2 separate regions of the Homo sapiens genome follow, and region 2 is linked to region 1. The links are chromatin contacts, found by Hi-C or POLR2A ChIA-PET in ENCODE. All regions are on one chromosome and are shown on one strand. The core of a region is the stretch at or near the end of the contact, and the rest is flanking DNA. Distances in the headings are between cores, read along the strand shown. Region 1 overlaps CDK14 (cyclin dependent kinase 14). Region 2 overlaps LINC02932 (long intergenic non-protein coding RNA 2932).

What was found. A loop is a pair of places that touch in the nucleus more often than their neighbours do. ChIA-PET counts read pairs that join two places held with the same protein, here RNA polymerase II (POLR2A).
Region 2: a map of A673 shows a loop between it and region 1 (3-fold over the local background). The contact joins two enhancer-like sites. A Hi-C loop is called at or near these places in 1 of 168 maps with a recorded cell type or tissue (A673). POLR2A ChIA-PET finds 5 or more read pairs at or near these places in 1 of 52 experiments (A673).

Annotation. Positions count from the first base shown.
Region 1 is chr7:91,081,957-91,088,340 of GRCh38, reverse strand. All of the region lies in intron 12 of CDK14 (cyclin dependent kinase 14), which reads right to left. Among named protein-coding and RNA genes, the nearest start is that of FZD1, 180 kb to the left of the region's middle. Within about 2 kb of position 3,932, at least 7 of the 41 ENCODE cell types and tissues checked have a DNase peak (open chromatin) inside an H3K27ac peak, as active enhancers do; they include A673, where a contact is called at or near this core.
Region 2 is chr7:91,322,565-91,328,948 of GRCh38, reverse strand. All of the region lies in intron 3 of LINC02932 (long intergenic non-protein coding RNA 2932), which reads right to left. Among named protein-coding and RNA genes, the nearest start is that of LINC02932, 14 kb to the right of the region's middle. Within about 2 kb of position 2,353, at least 3 of the 41 ENCODE cell types and tissues checked have a DNase peak (open chromatin) inside an H3K27ac peak, as active enhancers do; they include A673, where a contact is called at or near this core.

The DNA.
Region 1 (6,384 bases), core at 2,683-5,182:
TTTAACATGGGATCTGTGCCTTAGGGTATGGATGTGGCTCAGTGTCTAAAAGAAAAAGGCCAGTTACTTTCAGAATCCCCTTCCCATTTTCCTCACCACAACAGATATGGCATGGCCATGCTCCCAGCCTTTATTCATTGTGTTTTGAGAGATAATTCATCTACCTTCCCCCTTTAAATGCTGTAAACAGCAAGGATAATTACTTTTAGTCTCACCTCTGAAATGACTGGGCCAAATGGATGCCCAGATCCCACACATCTGGCTTAGGGTTATCCATCAGTTTGTGTACAGGTTATATTACAAGAAAAGGTCCAATAGACATTTGAACTTGGTAACAGTGACCTGTCTATGGGTTTCTTTCAATCTAATTTGGAAAACTGTCTAATAAAATGTGTTTCAAGACTAAGAACAAATCACAGTATTGCATTAATTATGTACAACGCTATTTGTTAACACACCACTCTTAGGAAGAAACTGTTGAGGAAGGGGAAATCTTGTTTTTACACAACAAGCATTAAAAAAAAAAAGTTTTGGTGACCAAGCAGTTCAGCATGTGCCCCTAAGAAGGTAAAAAGAATATTCCAGAAGATGTCTGGGGACTCTATGTAGGAGTGGTATCCATGTTCAAGAGTAATTGCTTATTCGGAGCTGAATGAAACGCTCTCACTGGGAGGTAGGACAGGGAGCACTGAAAAAGAGAAGGGAGGTAAACTAATATTTGCCAAAGGACTGTGTCTAGTAAGGTACCCAGTAATTTATACCCTTACCTTACTTAAAGATTAAACAATAATCCTGCCAAGAGGTTATACAAATTGAAAAGCTGAGGCTCAGAGAGGTTAATGAGCTTCCTGAATATTACACAGCTCAGTAGTGGAACTAGGGATGAACCTGGTTCCTATGCTACCAAAGATGATGCTGGCTCCAAGCATTTAATTGCTATTTGTGTCAATAATTAGCTTGTGCAACCTTCCTTCCTCTCTTCTGTTTTTTTCTTTGCTATGTCAATACTATTTATTGATGGTATATTCTTAGGTCAGTAAGACCACTATGTACACAACATGTTAGATGCAGGTGTTAATAAGAATACTCTAGGAGCTCTATCCTCACAATGAATAGAAATTGAGCCCCAGTATTATAAAGTCTCCCCAAATGAAGAGAGGGATATATTGTTTCATGAAAATCAAATAAGTAGAAGGTGGAATGGGTAACAGTGGATACTAGGGATGACATTGTTGTTAAAATCATCTCTTTCTTAGCTAGGGATGGTGGTAGGTACTTATAGTCCCAGCTACTTGGGAGGCTGAGGTGGGAGGATTGCTTGAGCCCTGGAGGTCAAGGCTGTAGTGAGCCATGATCATGCCACTGCAGCCTGGGCAATAAAGCTGCAAAAAAACAAAACAAAAACGCTAAAAGCGAATAGTGTTTTTCTCCAGTGACTTCTTATATTCATCTTTATTTTGAGGCTGAACATTCACTAAATTTGTAAATATTTTCTTAATCAAATGAAAATGATATCAATAAATTTGAGGAAAGGTATCACATATCATGTGTTTCTTTTACATAAGGAGAGGTAAAAATGACTGCATTTCTGTTCATGCTTCACTTTGTAAAATGTGGTAGTTTTCAATGTCCTAAAACTTAAGAATTAAGATATATACACACACACACACACACACACACCCACAGGGGCCCAGTGAGGAAGACCTGGATCAGCTCTTTATTTGGAAGGCTTATTTAGAAAATGGAGCCCCTCTCAATAGCATCTCATATGTGATGAACAGGAAGCTGAGCCTTTACGGTGTTTTCTGAGTAGAGTTAGGGGAGATCAAGGAGATCGGGAACAACAGCAGAGAGGTGAATTCTTAAGGGAGTTCAAAAAGGGTAGAGAGCTGTGTGTCTAACCCCTAACAGTTCCCAACAGAAAAGAGAGAGAGACAACACAAGAAGGAGAAAGGAATAGAGACACTTGCAACAGGCTGCGCCCCTCAGGAGGGAACAGCGTGGCTTCTGGAGGGGAGGAGGCAGGGAAAGGAATGTCTGCTTGATGTTCTTTGATATTTCCACTATTCCCCCTGCAGATTTATTATGCTTATTGGGTACTCCAGAGCTATTATACTCAGGGTGTTTACAAATAAAAGATAGGGGTGAGAAGCAAAAATAAAAAGCAAGATCTCTGGACACTTGAGTGCAAAATGCAATGACTCTTTAGTGTAGTGTTTCCAAAGCAGCAGACATCCACATTTGTATTACACTGACGAGCATTTAAATGATCTAGAATTGTGTCACCCAATATGGCAGCAACCAACCACATGTGGCCCTTAACTCTTGTTAATTACATTTAAATATAGTAAAAAAATTCAGTTCCTAAATCACAGTAGTCACATTTTAAGTGCCCTGGAACCACAGAGGCCTAATGGCTACTGCATTTGTCAGCACAGACCTAGAAATGTCGGGCCAAACTTTCAGTTACCTCAGAGGCCAGCGGCCTTCTTGAGCATAATCTCTTTTTCCTCTGTGCTAGAGATAAAAACTGATTTCTTCCTTATACATAATTTTAAAGATACCAGTTGTGAACCAGGCAACTTGAAGTCAGAAGCCTATGCCTGTTACCTGATGGGTCAGAGACCAGGCAAAATAGACGGTGTCTGACCTGGCTAGGACTGGATTTGCTCCCCTGTGCTCTGCTTCACTCCATGACTCCGGATTGAATGGGAAACTCTAGTACCCACTTCTGATAAGCAAAATGGCCCCCAAAGATGTCCACCTGTTAACCCCTGAAGCTGGTGAACAGGTAACTTTTCACAGCAAAAGGGACTGTACAGAGAGAGTAACCTGGATTAACCAGGTGGGCCCAATCTAATTACATGAACCTTCAGAAGCAGAGAACTTTCTCCTGCTGGAGGCAGAGGAAATGGGGCAGACAGGAAGTCAGAGAGATCAGAAGCTTGTTTGATGGAGAAGGTGGCTATGTGATGAAGCATGCAGGAGGCGTTGAGCGGGTGGAGACAGCGAGCAAGGAAGTGAGACCTCAGCCATACCCCCCAAGGAACTGAATTCTGCCAACAACCTGCATGAGCATGGGAGTAAATTCTCCCCGAAAGCCTCTAGATAAAACCCCAAGTTGGTCAACATCTTGATTTTGGCCTTGTGAGACCCAGAGAAAAGAAATCAGCTCAGCTCTTCCAGACTTCTGCCTGACAGTACTGTAAGGTAACATGTTTGTACTATTCTACACCAATAAATGTGTGGTAATTTGTTATGGCAGTCGCAGAATACAAACACCCATGGCATATTTGGGAGAACAGAGGAACTCCTACAGTTTATGCTTCTAGAATCTGTTTGGAGAAGACTTCGAGAAAGCCTAATTCCATCTCCTCCTTTCAGGGAAATGAGCAGCCCAGCTGCCTCTAGAAGCTCTGTGCCACTTCAGAAGTAGGGTTGGGTTTTATTCCTTAATGAGCTGGATGGCAGGAGGAAGGTATTAGCCGCATCGTAAGCGTGCACTTTTGGATGAGGAGTCCAACACGTAATCTGAAAGGATGAAAAGCAATGGCTGTTGCCAACTCCCAAGCCTGGCACATACTGCCAATTAGTAAGAGAGAAGATGGGTATTTTCTGTCTATCAGAAGGGGATCAAAAAACGCGTGTCCAACAGATAACAAATAGCATGGGGCCTGCCCTTGGCCATCACCAGGGGTTATTAATGACACTGAATTCTTTGCTACAAAAAAAGAGACATGGATAAGAAATCTGGCAATGACACAAAATGACAGGGCTTAACCTCTTGGGGGCAGTGGGAGCTGTGTGGAAGAGGTGACAAACCTCACTGGTAGGGTGTGAGTGGGTAGCAGGCAGGCCTGTCATCTCTGGCACTTAGACTGTCACAAAGCCAGCCTTTTTCCCATGGTGCATTACCCAGCAGTGGGCAGGAGAGGCCCAAGTTGGTGGTGTGGGCAGTCAGCCAGCTGCAAACACTGTTTTCCCCAGGACAGAGGAAGTCAGGCTTCTGTTCTGTCCCAGCTCTCCTGGCTGCATGAAATCTAGATGGGGAATGACATCAGGTCCCAGAAGAGATATCCCCACCCATGGCTGCGGCGAGAACAAAATAAAATTAGATATTGATAAGCTCCCATGAATATGGGGTTTTAAAATGGATAATATTCCCTTCATAAGATTCACTGGAGTACATATATTCCTAGTTGTTATTTTCAATTGTGCTGATCATTTGATCTCATAAGCCTGTTTTTAATTTTAGGCTATACAATCAAGATGATAATATCTGCCCTACCTCAAAAGACTGCCATAAGCATATGTGGGGATGTGACAATGTACATTGCAAAAGGCTAACTGTTAGTTCCATCACAACTATATCTGTGGAGATGAGTTGCATGTCAGGCCTTTGACTATGTCCGTTTCATATGCTTTCACATTTATGCTGTTGCCACTGCTAGTGATCAGGGCTAGGCCTTTGGCAAATTTACCATCTTCCACTCAGATAGTTTTCTCTTTGTCCTCCTGGCACCTGCTTGCAACCTGAATCTTTGGACAGATCTTTATTGTCTTTTCCAAGGCTCTCTAGGACTCCCACCAGGGCCTGGAAAGCATCTCCTATTTTAGGTCCTCCTCTTTTTCCTTTCAAGAATCCTATCTGCAATTTCCTAGAAGAGCTGCTTTCTATTAGATGGCAAGGGGTTTAGGGGGTTTTGATAAACATCATATCCACATAATGCTTTTAGTAACTGAACTAATGATTCATTCTTATGAAAACAAATGTCTCCAGAAATTGCTATGAACTGCAACTTCCAAGCAAGCAGGTGAGCCTTTGGGGGCCTCCAAACAATACTATGTATGGCAGTGCAGGGTCAGGACAAGAGACCTGCTTGGATTGGACTGTCTGCATATTGAAAACAGTACATTTTCAAGGGTATGGCATGTGGTGAAGAACTACACCTCATGCAGTGTTCTAATGCTGAACTCAAATCCATAGAGCTGGGCAGTGGACAGCTGCAGCTCACCCTTTGAGTTATAAGACTGGAATTCCAAAAGGTCTGCTTTAGTGTCTGCTTTAGAGTTTATCCATCCAATAAACCCATCCCTCAAACATTTAATAGTGATGTATAGAATAATTTCTTTGAAAATATTACAAGAAGAAGTCTCCAGGCACTAAATAAATTAAAATTGTTACTTTGAAGTAAATAGAATTATAACAAAAATGATCAACAATGAAAAAAAAAAGTGAAAGTGGGGAAAGATGATTTAAGAACTCACTCAACTCAACTGCTCCTCCTAGTGAAATAACAGTGTTCTTACCTTCCTCTCACATTTTTAAACAGGGAAAGACATTTACAACTCTAGCTTACTTTGCAATATATTATTATGTTAGAAAATTTTAGATCGACTTAGAACATTAGGGAGAATGGAAAACAGGGTCTTTCAGTTTGTTGCGAATTCTCTGACTTAAATCTTAATGGTACACATCAGCTATAATGACAAGAAAAATACAATAGAGCACCACCAACATAAATACAGAGTGAAAGTTACGTTATTCCTCCGAATATTATTTTAAATACATTATGTTTTATGCATATGTAACTCAACTATCTAGCAAGTCACCTTTAAAATATGTCTTGGAAGTTAAACATCAAGTCAGATAAAATACTCAAGGAAAGTTCAAGAACACAAAGTTAGGAAACATTTCTAAATCTTTTAAATTCAGGTTGGAGACTCTGCTGGTACATTCAATTGTAGCAGGTAAGATTTTTCTTCTCTATTTTTGTGTTTCCAGAAAGGTACCTTTGTTTAAATGTCTCTGTATTTACTACACAATTTAGAATACCAATTTTTATAAGTTCTTAGGAGAAATCCAGTTTTACTTAACTAAGAGAGGATAAGCAGAACCATAACATGTGTGGGAACAAGCAGGAAAAGGTTAACCTGTGCCTATTCAAGTCTGTAGACGTGCTTCTTGTTACCAGCCACAAGCGGTCTTTTCCAGATCTGTCTTCTGTGACTTAGTGGTTTATCCTTAGTTCTCTTTTTGATACTTTCAAACCTCCGAAATCATTCAGCTGTTTAAAAGTTCCAAAACAAGCAAATGTGTTCCTGGAATCTTCCCCTTAACTTTGCTGGAGAGCATACACTAAGGCTTCTTCTCCAGCCAAAATAATAAAAGATCTTTTAAGTGGCTAAAATTCTTGGTTGATTGCACATACATGCCAATGTCAGACAACTATAAATAGAGAGATTTGGAAGAGAAATAGGGAGAGTATAACTGCAATGAAATAAAATAGAATGGTTTGAAGGCAGTCAGAAAACAGTACATGTTTTTATAAAATTAAGATTTGTCTCCCTTTAATCCACAATCCCCTTTATGGAGGAAGAGCC
Region 2 (6,384 bases), core at 1,104-3,603, 240 kb before region 1:
CATCAAAATTTCAGATACATATTATCTTCAAATCAACAAGTCTACTTTTAGAAATTTATCCTAAAGATGTCATAAAAATGTAGACAGGTGTATTCCCAAGTATGTAAGTTGCAGAGTACTTTTTAATAATGAAGAAAACAACCACCCTATAATAAATACTAAGAAACCATTTGAGAGAATAATGTAGAACACAGTTATGGGCGTGGGAATTTGGATGTTTCCAAATGAAAAAGGAGGGTTTTTGAAAGAATATATGTATGTTTATGCCTATGTGTGTTTATGTGCATACTTGCATAGCAAAAACATGTAGAAAGATATTTAGCAAAGTATTAAATGGGTTATCACTGGTTGGTAAGATTAAAAGTTATTTTCATTTACATCTTTATACCTCTTGGCACTGTATAAAATTATTTAAATTTGGGGGGAAAGACACAACAATAGTGGGTACACACATATTAATGCCAAACTGGAATATATTAAAAGTCAACCCTCCCCAATACACATGCACAGGTCACTGGGGATTGATGGTCTCTCTAATGTCAGTAAGAGGATCTGAGTCGTCAGGAGAGTAAGGGTGAAAGTGACAAGTGGTGTGTCCCTCAAGGCAGATGAAATCCAGGAGAGTGTGCCCATGTACCACATGCCCACTATATCCAGAATTGGATTTACTCATCAACCAAGTGAAACATTCAATGCAGCTCATTTAGCATTTCATTGCAAAAATATGAAACAGGCACAGAAACTAAATCTAATGCTTTATTCTTTCTCTCTTACTTTGATCCCTCCTTTCCTTCCTTCTTTCTTTCTCTCTTTCCTTGTCTCTCTCTCTCTCTCTTTCTTCCTTTCTTCAGATTTCAAATTCCTTATAACCTGTCGTATGGCCAAACCACCCCTGGAGAAAGTGGCAAGCTGACATATTTAAATTTAAAAGTTGCCTTATTTCCTCTGCATTCTGGTCCTGGAAATGGAGTAAGTTTGCTTTGCACACTCTTGGCTACAGGGGTGATCAGCATTCTGTCTGTGCTTCCCAACATTTCTGCAAGCATCTCCCATCTGAGGTGCTGCATTATTTCCAACCTGCCTTAGACTCAGACACTCCACCAGACATGATGGGCCAGTTAAGCTTCGTAACAAGCAGAGCTAGGACATGTAGATTTTATTTAAAAGGACACATGACTATCCATTCAAGATGAAATGTTGTCATCCTGGTCAGGCCTGGATCCAATCTGTGTTGGAGAACATGAAATAACTTCTGGCTACAACAACGAATCATCATACGCTAATATGACCTAGTCAGGTACACTGCTATTTCTTGCCATTTTCTTTTTTATCCTGTGAAGGTTGTCATCATTTCACACACATTTTGCAATGATAAGGGTAGTTCCATTACTGCCTATCTTGTAGGAATGGGGAAGCAAAAGCACTTTATAACTGTGTTTCAACAATTTTGAATTTACTTCCTCAAATGTCTTTCTAACTCTATCCTCTCTCTATATTTTTTCTTTATGTATAAATATGATGTCTTTCTCTGTGACACACAAACATACAAAGTCTGGACAAATAGCCAGGGGGTTGGGAGTTCTATTCCATTTGAATTTTGAAAATGGAATTAGTAAACTCAAAATATGACACTTTCAAAGCAATTTAGAGACAAGGCCTCACTAGACTAATGGGATGTAGGTAAAGCAACAACTAACCTGAAATGTTAGAAACCCCCAAGTCTCTGGAATTGCCGCCACTCACGGATCCCAAAAAGTCCAGCCCACACACCTTCAACCATGAGACAAGATGGCCAGTGCAAGAAGAGACCATTGCTTGTGGTGCCGTTAGGTTGTTTATGCTGTTGTTTATATGTTTTAAACAGCATAGCTATTAATGAGATTATGTTATGAAATACTCATTTCCTTCTATGTTATTGCCATGACACTCAGCGGCAAAGGGGAAACACCCAAATACACAGTAACTACATATGCAGTTGGATTCTACAGACTTTCTCCCCTCCTTTCAGAAGGAAATTTCTATTACTTTCACTTCTCAGGTATGTCACAAAGAGTTTGAGAAATAAAAAAGAGAAAATAACTCTCGAAAGAACAAATAGCACATACCACGAATTAATAGAGCAATAGCAATTGGCAACAACATCCACAGATATTAACCCGCAGTGCTGAGCCACACAGAAACGAGTGAGATTAGTTCCATTTCAGTTACAATAGCAACAGGAACCAGGCCCACATATTTGTATCTTAGCGGAAGCAAAGAACAGATTATAAAGCAAGTCTAGATTCAATGATCAGACAGGATGCCGCCCTGCTTCCTAAAATCAAAATGAAATAATTGCCAGTGGCAGCTTACACTGGGTTCTAAGAGTTAGGAGGCAAATATGTTTGCAACAAGAACCATGGGGAAGCAAAATGAAAATACATTGCTCCAGGTTCTAGGCATTCTCTGTGCTTGGGCCCTGGCTGGCTTATACACAATTTTCAGAAACATGGACGGTTCAAAAGCAAGACAAAACAAAATAGAACACATCAACAGGCAATTTTTGCATGGCCCCGAGTAAAACGATTCAGATCTCCCAAGCTGGTGTCTATGGTTTAATAAAGGATTTAAAATATGCCTTGCAATATTTCTAATTCTTTCTACAATTGAGTCAAAACACAAAGAACCGAAGTTGTAAAAGAATGTTCCGAATGAGTACTATACTGGAAATAGAAATCAAAAGTGGGAACTTTTAAAAAATGAATGCTTGTTTAGCTTTTATACCACCCTAAAACAAGCAACCCCGGTCTGTTCACTTGGATTTGATTTGAGAATTTGAGATCTGCCTTTTCCTACCTCTGCTAAGTTAATCCCACTCCTCCTTCCACTCCCACTCATGGGTCTTTATGACTTCCTCCCTCTTTTACACCCAAATGCAGAAGTGAAGTGTGAAAAGCTGTTTAAGTACTCTTACTGAGAAAGGAAACTATCTGGCCATTTTTTATATTCCATGATATTAAAGTAATTCATCTGCGTTTGCACTAATGACAGTAAATCTCTCTTGCTGACAAGCTGTGGTCAATTATCCTTTCTACAGCCTTTAAAAAACGAAGCAGTAGGAAGTGCGTCAGTGTTGGAAACTTGTGGCTTGCTTATTCAAATGAAACAGCCAACCAGCTTAAGCAGCTCCCTCAAAAATGCATCACCTTGCTGCTAGACCCCAAACAGCTCTCCCAAGGGCCTGAAAATACTGGGAACTTCCGCTGGAATTTACATGTATGAAGGAAATTGTTTAAATAAAGCGGTATGCTATTTATCCCTATAATGAGTAGTTTAACACTGACAATTAGAAAGGAAATTCTACAAGCCAGGACTCCAGTTACTTATTACTGCCACTGAAAGTCAATTAAAGTATCTAACTAATTACAGGGATTGGGATCATCTGTCATCTGGCAAATCATATTAGAGGGAAGAGGGCCTTGGTTTGTTTTTGAAAGTGTGTGATCTAGTCTCCATCATGCTGGTTAATTTTCGGACAAGGGAGTGAATGAGGGGTCTTGCCCCACACATCTGCAGATCTGTTCACCTGGGAAGCTCCAGAAATGTTAGCTGTATTTCCATCCAACCTCAGCTGCTATACAAAGAGCAAGAGTTGGCCAGGAGATGGATGGAGAGAGATCCACTCTGCCAGACCAATCATTCACCAAGAACATCGTTCTTCAACTCAAGAGCCTGTAGTGATTCCTTGTAGCCTCCTATAGCAAGTTCTTACTCCTTTGCCCACTCCCAAGCCTGCTCTCCTACCACTCCCCAGCACTTCTGTCAATCATCTTGGTCAGCTAACTGTTTCACAAATGTTATCATCATGACTTAAACCCCATCTGTGTTTTTTCTCAGCCTGTTAGTTAAGATGCATTCTACCCCTCTCTTCTGCCTATCCAAACTCTTCTCACCCTTAAAGACTCAGCTCTGGTCCTGATTCCTGCTTCATGCAGAATCCAATACAGAAGATCTTTCCTGTACACCGCCTCTGGGGTTTGGAGTTTATCACTCAATGGTTCTCAGATTGTGAACGGGCTACATCTTAAGTCTTTGCTTCCTGCCCAGCATGTGGGATACATTTACAACCCCATAGTGTTAACCCCCTGATTCTTGGTTTCTGTTATTACTGCATTTAGTCTCATGTTTAGTAAAGTGTCTTAATCAGACCTAGCTAGCATTCTTTTGCTAAATTAAATTTAGCCTAAAGCACCTCCTTACGTATTTGAAGTCCAACGTGAAGCTTTCTCCATATATAGTAACCTTAACTGGATATGTAAACAGACTGTAATTTACTTTTGCACCAATCACTGAGTTTTGGCCATTCAAAGGCAGCCAACTGTTCAAACTGTGTTCACATAAGACAAATGGCAAGCTGTAATCAAAATCTGGCTGCTTCTGTACCTCACTTTCCTTTATCTGTTCATAAATCCTCTCCAACCACATAGCAGTGTGGAGACTATCTGAACCTATTCTGGTTCAGGGGGCCTGCCTAATTTGCAAATCATTCTTTGCTCAGTCAAACTCTATTAAATTTAATTTGTCTTAAGTTTTGCTTTGAACACCTTCATTTGTTCACTCCTTCGCTCATTCAGCACATGTTTAGAATGGCTTCTTAGAGCAAGACACTTCAACAACGACTTCTAAGTCTGCGTCCTGGGCATCCTCTCCTACCACATGGCCTCAGTGGGAAGCTGCATGTGCTCATACCACCAAGAACAAATCAAGGAGTCTCTTAATGCTCACTGATCCTTCTTTGGCCAACACTTACAGGGAAATGGCTATAAAAGCACTTACAAATATTAAAAAATTGAGCTCTCACCCCTCAGCTCCACACAGCTCTCCCCAGAGCAGTCCCAGAGCAAACCAGGAGACAAAGAGGGGAAAATATTTTCAAATGATCTTCTGAATGACTTCAGAGCTTACATAAGGTTCAAGTTTAGTTCAAGGGATAGGCAAAAGTTGGGTCAGCCAGCTATGCTAGGGTCAGCCAGACACTGGGGTCAGCTGGCCATGTTTGGGTTGAAGCAAGAACATTTCTGTACTTCACATCCCAAGACAGATATTGGAATTTTAACTTTCCTTCTTGCAGTTTCTTTATGTTTTAATAGCTCATTTCACCGTGGAGTGATACTTCCCAGAGGATCTATTTTCTCACTCTTCCCACTCCTGGCATGTCCTTTGGCATCTCATGTTCTGCACCTGTGGTGTTTAGACTTTGTATCTCCACTAGCATTTGTCTCCAATACATTGTTTGTGGAAAAATGAACATACTGCACGTGTCCAAGGAAACTGAGTAGGAAGAAACAAGAAACTTGACCAATGTGAAAATGCACTAAGTTTTTTCATTAAAGCTTCTTACTATTTTCTGCAGGAAATATTGCCTATAACAAAGCATTGAAAATGGAATATTCTCAGGCATCAAACATAAAGGCAGGATTGATAGGTTCAACAACAGATTATATCACAAAGGACTGCTTAAAACTCTTCAATGCTCCACCTCTCTGACAGTACTCAGCACATTGCATTGAAACTATTGTATTTTCCTTGCAACCCCCACATTAAAAGAATTAAGAGTATACAGCTGCATGTGTTCCTGGTACCTAGCATGGTGCCTGGCACCCAGTAGGCCCTAGTAAATATTTGTATTTGGTTACGTAAGTACCATGTTCTAAGTACAGAGGTTTCAAAATGCCCAGATACATAGTAGCCATCTTCAAGAAATTCAAACCCTAGTGCTGTGATTCCCAAGCCTGAGTGATCTTCAGAACTGCTCACAAAGCTGTAAAAGTACAGATTTCCAAGACTCATCTCCAGAGATGCTAATTCAATAGGTCTACATAAGGGCTCAGAATTCTACATTTTTAATAAGCTTCCCAGATATCTCTAATTATCAGCTAAATTGGGAATCATTGGTCTAGAGGGTAATAATAAAGCCTTGTTTTTACATCTCTTTTCCTACATATAAAGTATTTTCATATCCATTATCTCACTTGATTGTTACTCTTTGAGGGGGGTAACATACCCTGCAGGTTACAAATGTGGAAGTGAAGCTGACAGAATTTATAAAGTTGTTGAATTCAGAACCTGAATTTGCACACAGGATTTCCATCCAAAAGCTCGACAGTGTTTCTATCTCACCAATCCTTCCTGAGAGTGATGACCCAGGTTAGCGCTTTTAAATAAAGAGTAAAAAACCACAGGTCATATTACATGAACAGCTAGTATGTTTGAGTCGCTCTCTTAGGTTCTTCGGGAGAGATGAAGTAAAAGGAAAATATTGCCTTCTCCCCCAACCCATCCCTGAGAATGACACCGTAGAGAAGAACAATTATAGGGACAGAGCCTCTCAGTGACAGCAAACAA